2 separate regions of the Homo sapiens genome follow, and region 1 is linked to region 2. Evidence: chromatin loops called from intact Hi-C (ENCODE). Cell type or tissue: IMR-90. All regions are shown on one strand. Each heading gives the region's core, and the rest is flanking DNA. Links, peaks and the distances in the headings are about the cores only.

Evidence for each region. A loop is a pair of places that touch in the nucleus more often than their neighbours do. Peaks named below come from ENCODE experiments on the same cell type or tissue, not always from the same donor. Only the 100,000 strongest peaks of a DNase experiment are listed, where the experiment ranks them.
Region 1: it touches region 2 in a loop (2.5-fold over the local background); 2 of 110 quality-filtered maps call a loop at or near these places.

What each region holds. Positions count from the first base shown.
Region 1 is chr1:179,752,242-179,757,615 of GRCh38, forward strand. All of the region lies in intron 1 of FAM163A (family with sequence similarity 163 member A), which reads left to right. Among named protein-coding and RNA genes, the nearest start is that of FAM163A, 12 kb to the left of the region's middle. In IMR-90, for the core only: no CTCF peak of the experiment used is centred there; a DNase peak (open chromatin) is centred at 1,970; H3K27me3 peaks cover 760 bases.
Region 2 is chr1:179,807,388-179,812,761 of GRCh38, forward strand. FAM163A (family with sequence similarity 163 member A) reads left to right here. Exons shown (of 5, transcript NM_173509.3): 2 at 411-501; 3 at 4,723-4,744. Among named protein-coding and RNA genes, the nearest start is that of MIR12116, 6.2 kb to the left of the region's middle. In IMR-90, for the core only: a CTCF peak has its summit at 2,627 (motif pointing left); DNase peaks (open chromatin) are centred at 864 and 2,614; H3K27me3 peaks cover 2,431 bases.

The DNA.
Region 1 (5,374 bases), core at 62-5,061, 55 kb before region 2:
CCCATACAAAAGAATAAAATTGGGCCCCAATCTTACATCATACACAAAAAATCAATTCAAAATGGATTAAAAACTTGAACATAAGAACTGAAACTGTAAAACTTTCAGAAGAAAACATAGGGGAAAGCTTCATCACATTAGTCTTGGTAATGATTTCATGGATATGAAAATCACAGGCCACAAAAGCAAAAATGGACATGTGGGATTACAAAACCATAAAAGCTTTTGTACAGCCAAAAAAAAAAAAAAAAAATCAATAGAGTGAAAAGGCAGCCTATGGGATGGGAGGAAATATTTGCAAACTGTACATCTGATCAGGGGTTAATTTCCAAAATATATAAGGAAGTCATAAAATTCAATAGCAAAACACAAGCCATTTTTAAAATGGGCTAAAGACTTTGATAGATATTTCTTCAAAGAAGATATACAAATGGACAACAGCATAGGAAAAGATGCCCCAAATCACTAATTTTCAGAGAAATGTAAATCAAAACCACAATGAGATATTATCTTACACCTGTTGGGATGGCAGTTATCAAAGTATAAAGCAATAAGAGTTGGTGAAGATGTGGAGAAACTGAAACTCTTGTGCACTGTTTGTGGGGGGGATGTAAAATGGTGCAGTCACTGTGGAGAGCAATATGGAGGTTTCTCAAAAAATTAAAAATAAAACTACCATATGATCCATCAATCTCACTACTGGGTATTTATCCAAAAGAATTAAAATAAGAATCTTGAAAATATATTAGTACTCCCATATTTCTTGCAGCATTATCCACAATAGCCAAGATGGAAACAACCATATCCACTCTATGTATACACCACATTTTTAAAAAATCCATGCATAGTGGATTTAATGTGGTGTATACATAAAGAGGAACATTATTCAGCCTTTAAAAAGAAGGAATTCCTGCTATTTGCAACACAGATGAACCTTGAAGACATTATACTAAGTAAAATAAGCCAGCCACAGAAAGACAAATACTGTATCATTCCACTTACATGAGGCATCTAAAATAGTCACCACAGAAACAGAGAGTAGACTGGTGATTGCCCAGGGCTAGGGAGAAGGGGGAGTTGGTAATCAATGGGTATAAAATTTCAGTTATGTGAGGGATCTGCTGTACAACATTGTGTTTATGGATAATACTGTATTGTGCACTTCAAAATCTGTTAAGAGGGTAGGTCTCATGTTAAGTATTCTTACCATAATTTTTTGAAAAGCCAATGGAAAGGGCACAGTTTAATGGAAATGTTATTATAGATGAAAGGAAGGTTAATTCATAGTGTAGTTTCCTGAGAAAATGGGTGGACAGCATCAAACTGCAGTGGAGGGACTGGTCTTAGGAGAAAGAGGGACCACTCTCCTGGGGTAACTGGAGAGAAGGATAGGATAAGGGCAGATGTCAATAGGTGTGTATATGGTGGTGGGAAGGCAAGAATGTTACCATCTGATGAAAAGAAGGAAGTTGAAATGTAAATAGAAGGCGAGGCAGGATGGAGGAAGAAGTTTATTTTAGAGTGCGTGTGATGAGCACTAGGAGAAAGACTCGGTGAAGAGAGAAAGGGTGAGGACAGTAGAGAAAGATGATAATATTGGAGCACTTATTAACTGTGTGATATTGAGCCCATTTTCTTACCTAAAAAATAGGAATAACCATGATACCTACCCCACAAAGTTGTAGATGGTACATAGAAAGTGATTAACAAAGGTATGCTGTTGTTTTAACTTTTATCTTCACTGTCGGTGGCTAGCAGAGTGCTGACCACATGATTGATGTTAATATAAAATATTCACCAATTCTCCCAGGCGGGTGATACCTCAGAAGCGGAAGGACATCTCTGTATCTATCACTTGTCTTACTTCCCATCTCTGAAGCACCAGTCTCTTTTTTTTTCTAAGCACTTGGAAGCCTTTCCATGACTCAGTGCTGAAGGATTTGTATGTGGTGCTAAGCCAGGGTAGATTCTGTTAGGGGATTTAATCATACAGGCAGGGCACTAAGCCAGGGAAAAGGGAGAAGAGGTTTAAGTAATTTAAGAGCTCAATCTCTTCTGACCTTGCTTATATACAGAAGACTTTGGAACTCATTCCTCCAATCCTTTCATAATGTCTACAGAAGCCAGCTTTGCACCAGGCCTGCACCCGGGACTGAGACACACAGATGAAGAGGAATGGTTCCAGCCCTCATGATATTAATCTGATAAGATAAATGTTGCAATGGCTGTATCAGAAAGTGCTGGAAGTGCAGGAGAAAGTGCATAACTGCCCAGACCAAGCAGGGAAGGCTCCTCAGAGAAGCTAGTATTTGAGCTGGATGAAAGACGTAAAGATGAAATGAACATCTTTACAGAGAAGCAGGAAAATGACCTTTCCAGGCAGAGGGAGGGCCAAGAGGCTTCAAGAGATGGCAAGGGGAACTGGGAGCTGTCTGTATTCAGTGATGTCAGAACATAAAATGGCAGGTTATGGCGATGAGAGGCTAAACAGTAGCCTGGTGTACTGCCTGCTGGGCTAAGGACCCTGACTTGACCTTGTAGATGTGGAACCACTGTAGACTTTTTAACAGAGGCATAACACCTTCTGGTTTACATGTTAGAAAGATCACTCTAGGCTGGGCGCCGTGGCTCATGCCTGTAATCCCAGTTCTTTGGAAGGCCAAGGCGGGCAGATCACTTGAGCCCAGGAGTTTGAGACCAGCCTGGCCAACATGGTGAAACCCCATCTCTACTAAAAATACAAAAATTAGCTGGGTGTGGTGGCAGACACCTGTAATCCCAGCTGCTTGGGAGGCTGAGGCACGAGAATTGCTTGAACCCAGGAGGCGGAGGTTGCAGTGAGTGGAGATCGTGCCACCGCACTCTAGCCTGGACTACAGAGCAAGACTCTGCCTCAAAAAAAAAAAAAAAAGAAAGGTCACTCTAAAGAATTCTCCCACTCTAGTGGTCAGTGAAGAATAGTTTGAGTGTAGAAGTGGGGTAGAATGGGGATGGAGGATGGGGTTATAACCAAGATTCACTGTGATTGGGGGCAGAATGATTGGTCAGGAGACTGTGAGGGTGGTCCAGGTGAGGGTTGACCAGAAACAGTTTCAGTGATAAGGGTCCAAGGTGGGGCCATGGTAGTGGGTGAGTGAAATGAAAGGAAAAGCCACTGGCATTACGGAGATTTTTAAATGTTGTGGCTAGGATGTCACAGAGGCCATCTTTGTGCATGTTGAAACTTTCCAGGATGATGGCAGAATTTTTGATGAAGGGGAAACAAATGCTAAAGTTCTCAGTGAGTGGAGAAGAGTTGGCAGTGGGATCGGGGTTAGAGTGAAGAATAATCACATGGCACAGGCCTCAAAGGAATGAGGATTTTTGCAAGATAATGGAAATAGAACACTCTAATTCAGGAAAACAGAATTGATTCATGAAAGATTTGAACTGTTTCTTCTTATTTCCCAGGGGAAGCAACCACCACAAAACAGGTAGGGCCTATTTCCAAGATGCCAGGCCACTGAGAACTGCTTGAGGACCACATACAACCTTACAGATGAGTGCCCATGGATTCAAGGTCTCCGAACTTAGCTGAGTCCTCATGGTGACCCCGCAATCCATGATAATGTCTTTGGTGGGGTCCCTTTCCCAGGCCCCTCAGAGGACCATTCCCCACCTCTCTGCTGAAGTCTTGCTGACACTGAGGATAGGCTCTCACTGTGGCAAAGGAATTAGGTGAGCAGCACCCTTTACCCCAGGTGCTGATAGTTCAACACCAACCTTCTCTTAGCAGATGTGTCTCATTGCTGCCTCATTTTCCTTTTGGGCATCTACTCTAGGCCCAGTACTGTGCTGAGCACATTGGAGGATTCAGCAAAATACTAGATGTGATCCATGCCATCAAAGATCTCAAAGTCTTACCAGAAAAGCCAGACTGGTCCATCTGGAACAGCAGAAGGCAGTAATGCCTTGTGTAGTTTAAGGGTTAGGGTTGAGTACAGACAGTCAGGAAAGAAGGTAAATGTATCGTAACTATCTAGTCAAGAGGTAATGAGGAGCCAAATGGAGACAATGGTATTTTTGTCTAAATATAGACAATGTCTATAGAGGAAGAGACAAGTTCTAGAAACACTTAAGAGAGAAAATGTGCAGGACCTGGAGATTGATTGGATGTGAGGGGAGAGAAAGAGGACATGTCTAGGACTTGTAACTCACAAGTTACGGGGCTTGAGGACAGGATGGATGGTGGTGCCATTAATTAAACAGTAGAAATACAGGAGGAAAAGTACTCTGGGGGAAAGAGCAGGTAAATGCAAAGATCTGTTTTAGACCATTTGATTTGGAGGTTCCTTTGGGATATCTAAGAATACAACGTCTAGGAGTCAACTGGCAGTGCAGGTCTGAAATTCAAGGAAGGTTGAATCCAGAGATCTAGCTTTGGGAATCATCCATAAGCAGGTGAGTGCCTAAGGCAGGCATGGTGAGGCAGGGACAGAAATGTGTGGAAGCTCATGGTGGGGGAAGTGTGGAGTCAGGAGTCAGGGAGGGAACAGGAAGTAAGGCCTGAACCAGGAGAAGTAGTGTCATGAATGGTTGAAGAGGAGAAAAGTTAGGGATAACAAGTTTCCAGTAGGAGTGTCTAGTCAGCAGAAGAGTGTTTGGGAGGGGCAGTACGGGGGTCACTGAAGACCTTTTTCAGAAGCAGTTTCAGAATAGCGAGTAGGAGTTGGAGGCCAGATTTCTGTGAATTCAGAATAAACAAATTGCAAGGAAGTAGAGACAGCAAGTTTACGCAAACATTAGAGAAATGTTGCTGTGATTGGTACAGAGAACTGCAGCAAAAGCTGGATAATTGCTGTGAAGGTGTGGACACAGCAAGTATAGACTTTTATTCCTAGTAGCTTTGTTGGGAAGGAAAAGAGAGATAGTTGGGATAGTAGCTATGAGTGGGATGTGAGGAGAAGCAATGGGTTGTTTTTTAAGAGTAGAAGAAGCTTGACCATGTCCTTGGACCGAAAGGTAGAGTGGAGATGGGGAGAGGGGAAAGCACAGGCAGAGGGAGTACTAAGTGGAACGTGGTCTGAAAGGAGAAGAAAGCAGGATTAGATTACAAATGGGAGGCTGGATTGAGCAGCAGGAGGAATCTTTTGGCCTTTAGACATGGAGTGGAGAGAATGAGTTGGGGTAATCCTGGATATTTCATATTAGGCTGGAGATGGGGGTAGGAAGCTTAAATCATTTACCCCTGATGGCATCAGTGCCCTCCATGATGTAGACAAGGTTGTTTGCTAAGAGTGAAGAGGATTGGCTGGGTGCAGTGGCTCATGCCTGTAACCCCAGCACCTTAGGAGGCCCAGGTGGGTGGATCTCTTGAGCCCAGGAGTTCGAGACC
Region 2 (5,374 bases), core at 298-5,297:
GTATGTTAAGAGCAGGGTCAGTCATGCAGGCAACAAGGACACATCCACTGAGCACAGATCCAGATCCTCCAGTGGAGCAGGAGAAAGCCAGCCGAGCGCCCTGCCCCACTCGCCGTCACCTCCCAGACATGTGCCCAGCATCCTGCCGCTGCCCTGGGCACAGGCTTCCAGCAGCAGCACAGAGGGAAGGAGACAAAGCTGGGATAGGTGTAACCTTACAGGTCTGTCCTCAGGTTCTTAGGCTGGGGCCTCGGAAACCAAGGCAGCTGTGGAGGTTTACCTCAAGAAGCAAACCCCTGGAGAGACTTCCACTCTAGAAGCTGGGGTCACAACTGGGGGCCAGCAGGAGCCTGTCTGTCCTCAGCCTCCCTGTCCAGCTCTCATGAGCCTTTCCTTCTCTTCTCTGGCAGGGACTGATGCCCTTGGCCAGACGCACCCCCAACTGCTGTCTGCTCAGGTGTAGCCCGCGTGACTGAGTCACCGCTGCTCCAGCTGTTTCACGTAAGTGTAAGGCACGGGCCACTCCCTTTTCCTCTGGGAGAGGGTGTCTGGGCCACCAGTGGGGAAGGAGCTTCAGCAAGTCCTGGTCACAGAGGGAAGGCCCTTAGGATTCTTTAGTGGACAGCAGGTTTGTCCTCTTTGGCTACCCCCATTCCCTGACTTGGCCACCACTGAGTCATTCTGCCCTAGACCTGCTGAGACCTGGGTGGGAACATAGGGACCTCTTTCTCCTGTCCTCAGGACACCTCAGGAGGCAGCTGGTGTGTTAGAAACTCCACAGCACTGGCCCGTGGGCCCTGACTCAGGCACTTGTTATCCTATGACTTTAGGCAAATGACTTAATGGTCTCGCTTCTCCTCCAGCATTGCTGGGGCTTTTGTAAGATTCAAGAATGTATTCGTTATCTTTTGCTGCGTCACAAACTACCACAAACTCAGCAGCTTAAAACAACACACAGTGATTATCAGTTTCTGTGGGTCAGGAGTCCAGACATGGCTGGTTGACCCGCTGCCTCAAGGTCTCAGCTGGGGTTGTCAATTCATCCCAAAGGTCAACTGGAGAAGGATCCACTTCATCTCTCATGTATGTGGCTGTTCAGTTCCTTTTGGGAGGCTGGATTGAGGGCCTCAGTCCCCAGCCAGGAATTGGCCAGAGGCCACCCTAGGTTTCTTCCCCAACATGGCAACTTTCAGTATCAAAACTATCAGAGAGAATGGCTAGCAAGAGAATAGTCTGAATCTTATATAATCTATTCACAGAAGTGACATCCCATTACCCATGCTGTTTTCGATTGGTTAAAGCAAGTTACAGGCCACACCCATACTCAGGGGAGGGGAGTACACAAGGGCATGACTGCCAGGAGGCAGTGACCACTTGGGCCATCTCAGAGCCTGCCTGCCATAAGAGAGCATAAATGGAGCACTTTGTAAACTGTAGGCTGCTGTTTGGGTGTAAGGAGATATTGCCAGCATTTGCATCTAGTTGCAAAGAGACAATGAGCCCTCCTGAAATCATAGAGAGCCACTGAATGTGGGAATTTAAATGCTAAACTGTACCATTAGTACAGAAATTAGCCAGCCGTGGTAGCACATGCCTTTGGTCCCAGCTACTTGGGAGGCTGAGGTGGGAGGATCGCTTGGGCCCTGGAAGTTGAGGCTGCAGTGAGCCGAGATTGCAGCACTACACTCCATCCTGGGTGACAGAGCAAGACCCTGTCTCAAAAAAAAATTTTTTTTTTCCATTAGTACTGGGGCTTCAGGGAAACTGGTTGAGAGCTGATTAGTTCATCTCATACCCTGTACATGTCCCTTCCTGGCTTATGATTTTAAGGCCAGACCTAAACAGCCACAACATGTCGAGGCCCCCCAAAACCATGTTTGTGGGGTCTTTTCTAGTTCACAAAGAGCTCTCACACCCATCCCCCTCTTTCCTCACAGTCACACTTGAGAATTCAGAGGAAGAGAGGCAAGCCTTGGTTACGATTCCTCGCAATCCTACTGGCAAGGGAGACGTGAGAGGAATGTGAGAGCTGAGCGTTTTGTTCATCTTTGCTTTACAAGTGAGAAAGAAGGTCATTTTCCAATATGGGGTAGCTGCTCAGTGGCACAGGTGATCCTCGAACCTGGGCCTTGAGAACCCCAGCTCTGCCCACACTGCCATGCCCCCGATGTCCAGGCCATTGCCGTGCACAGCCTGCGTGGTCCTGAAAGAGGGGTGGTCCAGCACAGGGGCAGGGAGGAGGGAGGGCACTGTTCTTATACAGCTTCTCCATAATTCCCTGTCTCCTAAAATAGGCTTGGCACATCCTGGAACACTAGTCCAAGCCTGTCTGTGGGGTGGATCACTGCTGCCTCCCCAGCTTCAGGTCACTCCTAGACCTCTCTGTCCATAAGCAGCCCTCAGCGACGAATATGCAGGGAAGTGGTGAGGGGATGAAGTGGTGCTGTAGTGAAAGTGCCTAAGCCTTCCCCACGCTGAGATTCATCTGACCCCGCCTCCAGATGCCCCAAGAAACCCCTGAAGCATGGCCCGCCATGCACCTGGGCAAAATCAAAGTGGTCTCGAACAGTGACGCTCAAGTCTGCAGATGGGATTGAGCTGAGAGGTACAGCTTGCTGCCCCCTGGTGGTCTGTCAGAGTCATAACTGCCAGGGCTGTGACAAGCTAAACAGTGAGCTTTTATTAAGTACCCGGTATGTGTCAGGCATGGTGTATAAGGCTGCAGGGGATAGGAGACCGTGTAAGACACAACCCTTGATCCCAGAGGACTTATAATATAGTGGAGGAGTCAAGATGTTCCCACATGAAAAGTTGACTCTCATCCCACCAAGCGGGATTTGAAGAGCAAACCATGAAGGGCATTGCAATAGGAGCCCAGAAGTGAGAGAGCTTCAGGGCTGGGGCAGTCAGGGGAGGCTTCTCAGAACCTTGAAGGATGGGCAGGATTTAAACAGATGGAAAAAGAAAGGCCACACGCTCCCCTGTCAAAAGCCCCGTCAGGAAACCCCCAGGGTCTCCAAGAGAGTTCATCTGGATTCCTTGACCGGGTTGCAGCCTCTGCAGCTGCATGCCTGCCCTGGCCTGTCCCAGCCTCGCCAGATCCCTCGCAGTTCCTGGAACTGTTTTCTCACACCCCTGGACTGTTCATTCTGCCCTCCCCACCTTGTCTACTGGATAAGCTTTCACTCAGCTTTTAGGATTCAGCTCAATACAACACCTGCAGTGGAGCATCTCCCCTCAGTCAGTAGCTGCCCCACTCTAGGTTCCGCAACTCTAGTCTGCAATTCTGTGGCTGCGAGTCTCACACTGTATCCTAAGGTTTGCCCCGTATCTTTTCATCACTAGGCAATAAGCTGCTTAAGAACTGTAGGACTATGGCTCACACTTGTAATCCCAGCACTTTGGGAGGCCAAGGCGGGTGGATCACCCACCTTGGTGGGTGGTCAGGAGTTTGAGACCAGCCTGGCCAACATGGTGAAGCCCCGTTTCTACTGAAAATACAAAAATTAGCCCGGTGTGGGGTTGCACGTCTATAATCCCAGCTACTCGGGAGGCTGAGGCACGAGAATCACTGGAACCCAGCAGGCAGAGGTTGCAGTGAGCCAAGATTGTGCCACTGCACTCCAGACTGAGGGACAGAGTGAGACTCTGTCTCCAAAAAAAAGAACAGTGGGACTGCATGATGGGGCAGTGGATCACGTAAGCGGAAGAAAGGGAGGTGAGGAGGGAAAGATAAATAGGGTAAGTGTGCAGGAACGTGGGGGATGGCAATGTCTTTGAAGCTGTCTCTAAAAGTTTATGGGCAGATAAATGTATCCTGCAGGCAATGTGGTGCATGAGAGTCACAGAAAGGCCCAGGGGTATGAAGGAAGGCTTAACAGCTGGTGGCAGGAAGGGTACTCAGAGACAAAACTGGGAAGGTTTGTTAGGAAACCATTGTGCCAGTGCAGCTTGAGAGGTGATGAGTCTTCACTGGTGTGGGGGACAGAAGACTGGGGTAGCCAAAGAAGAATTTGAGGAGTTTAAATTCTGGGCAGCTAGGGGAACGTCCCATGGGCTTGTCAAACTCTAATGTGCAACCTACTCAATTGGGACCTTGTTAAAATGCAAACTCTGACTCATTAGGCCTGTGGGGGGCCTGAGATGCTATCTTTCTAATGGTGCTCCCAGGTGATGCCCACGCTGCTGGTCCACAGAGCGGGAGTGGATTTGGAGCCACACTGCCGGGCAGGTGCAGCCCTCTAAGAGGACAGTGGTGGACATGTGATATCTTTGGGTAAAGAGATAAAGGCACCCCCTTTTACCTGGTGAACACACCAGGGTGCATAGCTTTGTGAGCACAGTGCAGTTGGGTTCTAGCCCCCACTTGCCCTTTGAGTAATAAACAATTTGCAAAGCCCTTCGGGACAGCTCTGGTGGAGCCACCAACAGAGCCTCCAGACAGGTCGGAGGAGAGGAGTCCATTTGGAGAGCAGGGTGGTGACTTTAACCTGTCATAACTGAGTTTGAGATGACCACTGGGACATCCACTGAAATGTCTATCTACTAGCAGCTGGAGACCCAGCTGGAGACCTGGACTTGGGGTCTGTGGGCTCACTGATGATATGCCACACAGCGAAGAAAGCAAAATGAGGGTTGTCTGGGAATCATCTAACCCTTCTGGCCTTTTTCAGTGAGTAACTCTCTTCTTCCAACATCTCTGTCCTTTCTGTTGTCTTGCAGGTCGCCGTTCCCTTTACTGAATGTAAGTGATCGTAGTCATTTTTCCATCTCCAAGATGCCAACTTCCCATTCCCCACCCTCCTGCCCCTTGGTCCCAATGCACCTGGGAGGCTCAGAAATCCCCATTCACTGACCTAAAAGGAGAATCTGTCTGAAGCCATGACAGCCTCATGCCCAGAGCTTGCCTCTGTCCTGTTCATTCAGCCTCAGAAGCCAGGACCAGTCTCCCCAGCTTGGCCACAGCCTTCCAGGGCCCAGAATGCCACACACCACTCCCTCTGGGCTCGCCTTGCCTTTGTTTTCCAGGAGGGTTTGAAGGAGAAGAGAGATACCCCCAAAAGAAGTGCTGGTTTGAGCCAGAGAAGAGCCACCTGGTGTTTTCGAGATGTGGCCCTTTCCCCGCCAGCCCGGGCCAAAGGCTCAGGGACCACTGGGGTGTGTGCCAAGAGGGCGGGGATCAAGAGCACAGCCTTTGGGATGAACGGGCTGGGTGGAATCGCAGCCAAATTATTCGCAGCCCCGTTCAGCATGCGTGCGGTAGGGATAGCTAATAACTGCCCCGAAGGGTTATCGCGAGGATGTAGTAAGATGCGTGGGGGTGCTTAGCATGATGCCACACAGGGAGGAGCCCCGCAATCAGCGGCAGCTGTTC